Linked DNA regions of Homo sapiens: region 1 is linked to region 2. Evidence: read pairs that join two places in POLR2A ChIA-PET (ENCODE). Cell type or tissue: CD4-positive, alpha-beta T cell. All regions are shown on one strand.

Region 1 (2,500 bases), 760 kb after region 2:
TAAAGGAATGAGACAAGACAAGAGTGCATAAAGTGGGATCAGGGGGCCAATGCTAGTATGGAGGCTGCTAAGGCCCGGAGCTCTGGAAGCCCACACTATTTATTGGTGATCAAACAAAGAAGCAGGTGGTGAGGATGTGGGGGTTGAAAGAAAGCAGTGTATCAAGCACATGATCTACAACTGTGACAGTTTAGCATTTTCTTTGAAGCATATGGAACATGTTCTGCTACTTGAGATAATGGGAAACATGTTCTTCTAGTTTAAGTTACAATCGATCTAATAGCCTGGGAGTGCTAGAAGCAAGAAGCCAGCAAGTCTAGACACATTCCAGAGGCCACAAGGAGTTTTAAGCCCTGAGCCCTGGATTCTGTCCAAGCCACAAGGGGTTTTATGCCCTGGGCTTAGATTGTGGTGTGGCAGGGCAGGTTTCCACCCTTTGGCACAGAGCTTGGTGTTCCAAAGGCCATGAGGGGTTTTAGACCCTGGACCCCAGGCATGTTCCAAGACTGTTTTACATTATGTCAGCCATGCAAGCCCTGCCTCAGCCTTTTTCCCAATACTCAGCTTTTCTCGAACACCCCAGATGTCTTCTGTGAGACCTGGCTGGAGTTCTACAGCACCTCCTGCCTGCTACTATCCTAACACTCTGTGGAGCAAACTCTATTCACTTGTTCTCCATCTTTTCCTTCTGGGCTCTGAGAGTCCAAACCTTGAGGTAGGTACCATGACACATTGGGGTCTCCACTCACAGCCTGATGCCTGTAGATGATCAGCCACTGTGTAATGAATGAACTCATTCTTCAATAAACCAGTGAATGATCACATGAAAGAAACGGTCTAGTGGGACTCTCTGGCCACAAATACTGAATCACCTTCCTCTTCTTTACCATAGAAGAAGGGAGAATTTCTTTCTCAAAGACCAAACCCTAGACTTCATAGTCTTTTTCTGTTTTTCTCCCCTACAGGACTTCTACCCCTCAGGGTCTCCCACAGAGCATTCTGTGGGCAACTAACCATCTAATGTTATTTTTATAGGGCCCAAGGGAGAAATTCTTATACATACACACATGTGCGCGTGCACACACACACACACACACACACACAAACTCTGTGTGTGTGCATGTATAAATGATTTCAGTTATGTACTGCTACATAACAAACCACCCCTAATGTAAGTAGCACAAAACAACCATTTTATTTTGCATACAGAGTCTTTGAGTCAGGAAATTAGACAGCAACTAGCAGGGGTGGCTAGCCTCTGCTCCCTGGTGTCTGAGACCTCAGCTGGAAAGACTTGAAAGCTGAGAATGACTCAACAATTGGGGGCTAGAGTCATCCGGAGGCGTCTTCACCCACATGTCTGGTGGTTTGGCTGGAACCTCAGCTGGGCTTTCAGCCCAAACACCTACACGTGGTCCCTCCATGTGTTCTCTCCACACGGGCTAGCTGGGCTTCATCAGACTAGCTGGTAACTGGGGTCCAAGGGAAGGTGTCCCGAGAAAGCAAAGCACAAGTGCATGGCATTTTTATGACCTGGCCTCAGAAGTCACAGAGCACCATATGGCATCATATGATATTGGTCAAGGTTACAGAGTTTTCCCAGGTTCAAGGCATGAGGAAGTGGGCAAGCTTCCTCTTTTTTTTTTTTTTTTTTTTTTTTTTTTTGTCAAGAGGGAGTCTCTCTCTGTTGCCCAGGCTGGAGTGCAGTGACTAGATCTTAGCTCACTGCAACCTCCACCTCCCGGGTTCAAGTGATTCTCCTGCCTCAGCCTCCTGAGTAGCTGGGACTACAGGCGCATGCCACCACACCCTGCTAATTTTTGTATTTTTAGTAGAAATGGGGTTTCACCATATTGGCCAGGCTGGTCTTGAACTCCTGACCTTGTGATCCACTCACCTCAGCCTCCCAAAGGCAAGCTTCTAGAACAGCACATGGACAGAAGATATTGGTATGTCACTTGGAAAACAGTCTGGCAAGCTCTTTTTTTCTTTTCTTTTCTTTTCTTTTTTTTTTTTTTTTTTAAAGAGATAGGATCTCTCTCTGTTGCCCAGGCTGGAGCACAGTGGCACAATCATAGCTCACTGCAGCCTCAAACTCCTGGGCTCACAAGCAATCCTCCTGTCTCAGTCTCTAGAGCAACTGGAACTATAGGCATGCACAACCACGCCTGGCTAATTAAGTAAATTTTTTTAAAGATGAGGTCTCACTATTTTTCCAAGGCTGGCCTCAAACTCCTGGCCTCAAATGATTCTCCCACTTCAGCCTTCCAAGTAACTGGGATTACAGGCATAATCTTTTTCTTTAAGTTGTAAAATTCACACACAAGACAGTAAATATAATTTAGTAGTTTAGAACTCTCCAATTGTGTTTCTCTGACCCTCGATCGAAAGTAACCACCCTTGTGAGTTTTGTGTTACTCATGTTCTTGCTTTCTTTATAATTTTGCCACTCCAGGTTTTTTCCTAAATAATATATTGTTTAGTTTTGCCTGCTTGCAAA
Region 2 (2,500 bases):
CGTAGGAGCCACTTAATAAACAGTAAATGAGTGAAGATATGGCCAGGAACAGTCTCTGACCTAGTTGGCAGTTTCTGTCAGAAGCAGAACATCATGACAAAGGAAATGGGACTAAAATGTTAAACCACACTAAAGGTTCCATCTACCAAATCGCTCCTGTGGCACACTGGGGCAGGGCTACGTCTAAAGGAATTAAGACATTCAATAGATCCAGGGCCAGATTAAGACATTCTGAGGCCCTAACACCAGAATGTATTTTTACAGACAGAACATTGAACATTCATATCTAAATACAAATTAAAGCGGCATATATACAAAATATAGTGTATTAAGAGAGAAGAAAGGGAGGGAGGGAGAGAGAGGAGAAGGAGAGAAGGCAAAGAAATGGAAAATGAAAGAGGAAGAAGTGAGGAGAAAGGGAAAAGGAAAATGCCCTATCTGATATTTGACCATAGCGTCTCCCCTGTGTGAAACTCTTCAGTAATTTTTTTCCCTTTATAATAGGGACAAGGCCACTCTCCTTTTTAGGTACACAAGGTTTTGGATCACTTATATCTAAATCTAGCCCCCCTAAGACCACCCAGTGTCTGCAGGTCCCCACAGGAAGAGTCATGCACACTTATGGACTACCCAGGGGCATCTTCAGCTGATGGGGCCTTAATGTCACCCAGGACTCCCTGTTCTGGGGGAATTCTCAAAGGTAGATGCAGGGCTCCAGGAGCTGTTTTCAAATTTTCTAAAAAACATAATAGGTATTAAAACCTAATAGGTATTATATATTTTCCTTCAACAAAGCCTAGTAGTAAAGCTCACAGCAGGGTCCTGTACTTATCTCTAATGTATCACGTCATTTTCTTGCTTGTCTCCCGCAAAGGGGTGTGAGCTCCTTGCAGTTGGAAACCATGCATTTGACTGATTTCACTTTTTAAAAAAATATCCTCAATGCCTGGCACATAATGATCCTTAAATGATGTCTGATGAATAAGTGGCCACTGGATGAATGAAACAAATAAATGTGATACTACACTGTTTCCATTGCATACGTCGCTGTATATATATATATACGTATATATATACATATATATGTATATATATATACGTATATATATGTGTGTATATATGTGTATATATATACACGTATATATGTGTGTATATATGTGTATATATATACACGTATATATGTGTGTATATATGTGTATATATACAAGTATATATGTGTATATATACACGTATATATGTGTGTATATATGTGTATATATATACACGTATATATGTGTGTATATATATATCTTAGATTAATCAAAATGTGAAGGCAAATTCATTGGTAGTAAACATAAATTATTTTGAAGGAAATATCACTCCAAACAAATGAAAAAAATAACGAAAATGGTGCTAGGGAAGAAAGAGGCTGGGATCCTTAGATAATGCACAGATATGTGTGTCCCCACACGTGGCCTAAGAAGCTCTAATCTCCCCCAGAGGAAGCTGGACCCTGGGGACACAGCCTGCTTCTAAGCCACCAGCTCCTAAGGCAGTATTTCTCAAAGTGAGGTTTGGAAGCCACCAGCATAAGAACTGTTGGGAGATCTGTCAAAACACTGATTCCTAAAACATGCCCCAGACCCAGAAAGTTGGAATATCTGACACCAGGATTTGAAACCCTACATTTGTAAGTTCTTTGGGTTACTCTTAAGCATCTTCAAGTTTGAGATATTGCCCCGAGAGTTCCTGGGCAAATCCCATTCAGGCCACCTGCCACCCAGGGCTGGGGGTAGGCTCAGAGCAGCTGTGTCATCCCCACATCCCAGCTGTGAGTGCTCATCCCTCACCTGGGACCCATAAATGTTGTGTTGGAGAGGAGATGTAGTGAGAACCAGGCATAAATCATGCTCCTCTGCCCCTCTTTCCACCCTCTGCCTTCCCTTAAGGAAGGCCCTGACCCCAGGGACTGCTCACCGGGTATTTCAATAAGCTCCAACTGGCCCTTTATCAGATGGTCCAGTCAATTAGAACTTCATCAGGAATCAATTTGTGAGGCCCAGCTGAGATGTAACTATAGATCAGGGCAGTGGCAACTGATTATCCCACTAATGGAATATTCCATTGATTAATTGAGTATTTAAATCTTTCCGAGGGTGGCTGTGCTTGCTGCCATTGTCGCTGGATGAAAGGGATAGGAGAGTGTCGTGCAGTCAAAGAGGAAGCTGATGGTTCTTCCTTCATTTAGCAGCTCTCAGCAAAATAACGGGTCAGCCTCACGTTCTCAGAAAGCAAGAACACTGCAAGGTCTTTGGCACAACGTAGAAACCTCCCACCAGCTGATTGAACCAATCAGGGGATGGTGGGTTTTAATTCGCTATTTTTCTGCAAAGCTGTGTGCTGAGGACCTCAAAGAAACATCCATTCCAGTGCTTCTTATAAGTTAGAATCCCCTGGAGATTTGCTAAAACACAGATCCCTGAGCCTGCCCCCCAAGTCTGATTCAGCAAATTTGGGGCGG

Evidence for each region. ChIA-PET counts read pairs that join two places held together with the same protein. Peaks named below come from ENCODE experiments on the same cell type or tissue, not always from the same donor. Only the 100,000 strongest peaks of a DNase experiment are listed, where the experiment ranks them.
Region 1: POLR2A ChIA-PET joins it to region 2 with 5 read pairs; 2 of 35 experiments call an interaction of 5 or more read pairs at or near these places.

What each region holds. Positions count from the first base shown.
Region 1 is chr15:89,067,119-89,069,618 of GRCh38, forward strand. All of the region lies in intron 1 of CARMAL (coronary artery disease region linked MFGE8 regulatory lncRNA), which reads left to right. It also overlaps a transcript of ABHD2 not described here. Among named protein-coding and RNA genes, the nearest start is that of ABHD2, 20 kb to the right of the region's middle. RefSeq lists enhancers at 1,115-1,164, 1,215-1,264. In CD4-positive, alpha-beta T cell, no CTCF peak of the experiment used is centred here; a DNase peak (open chromatin) is centred at 1,333.
Region 2 is chr15:88,305,589-88,308,088 of GRCh38, forward strand. All of the region lies in intron 1 of LOC105370958 (a long non-coding RNA gene), which reads left to right. Among named protein-coding and RNA genes, the nearest start is that of NTRK3, 50 kb to the left of the region's middle. In CD4-positive, alpha-beta T cell, no CTCF peak of the experiment used is centred here; no DNase peak of the experiment used is centred here.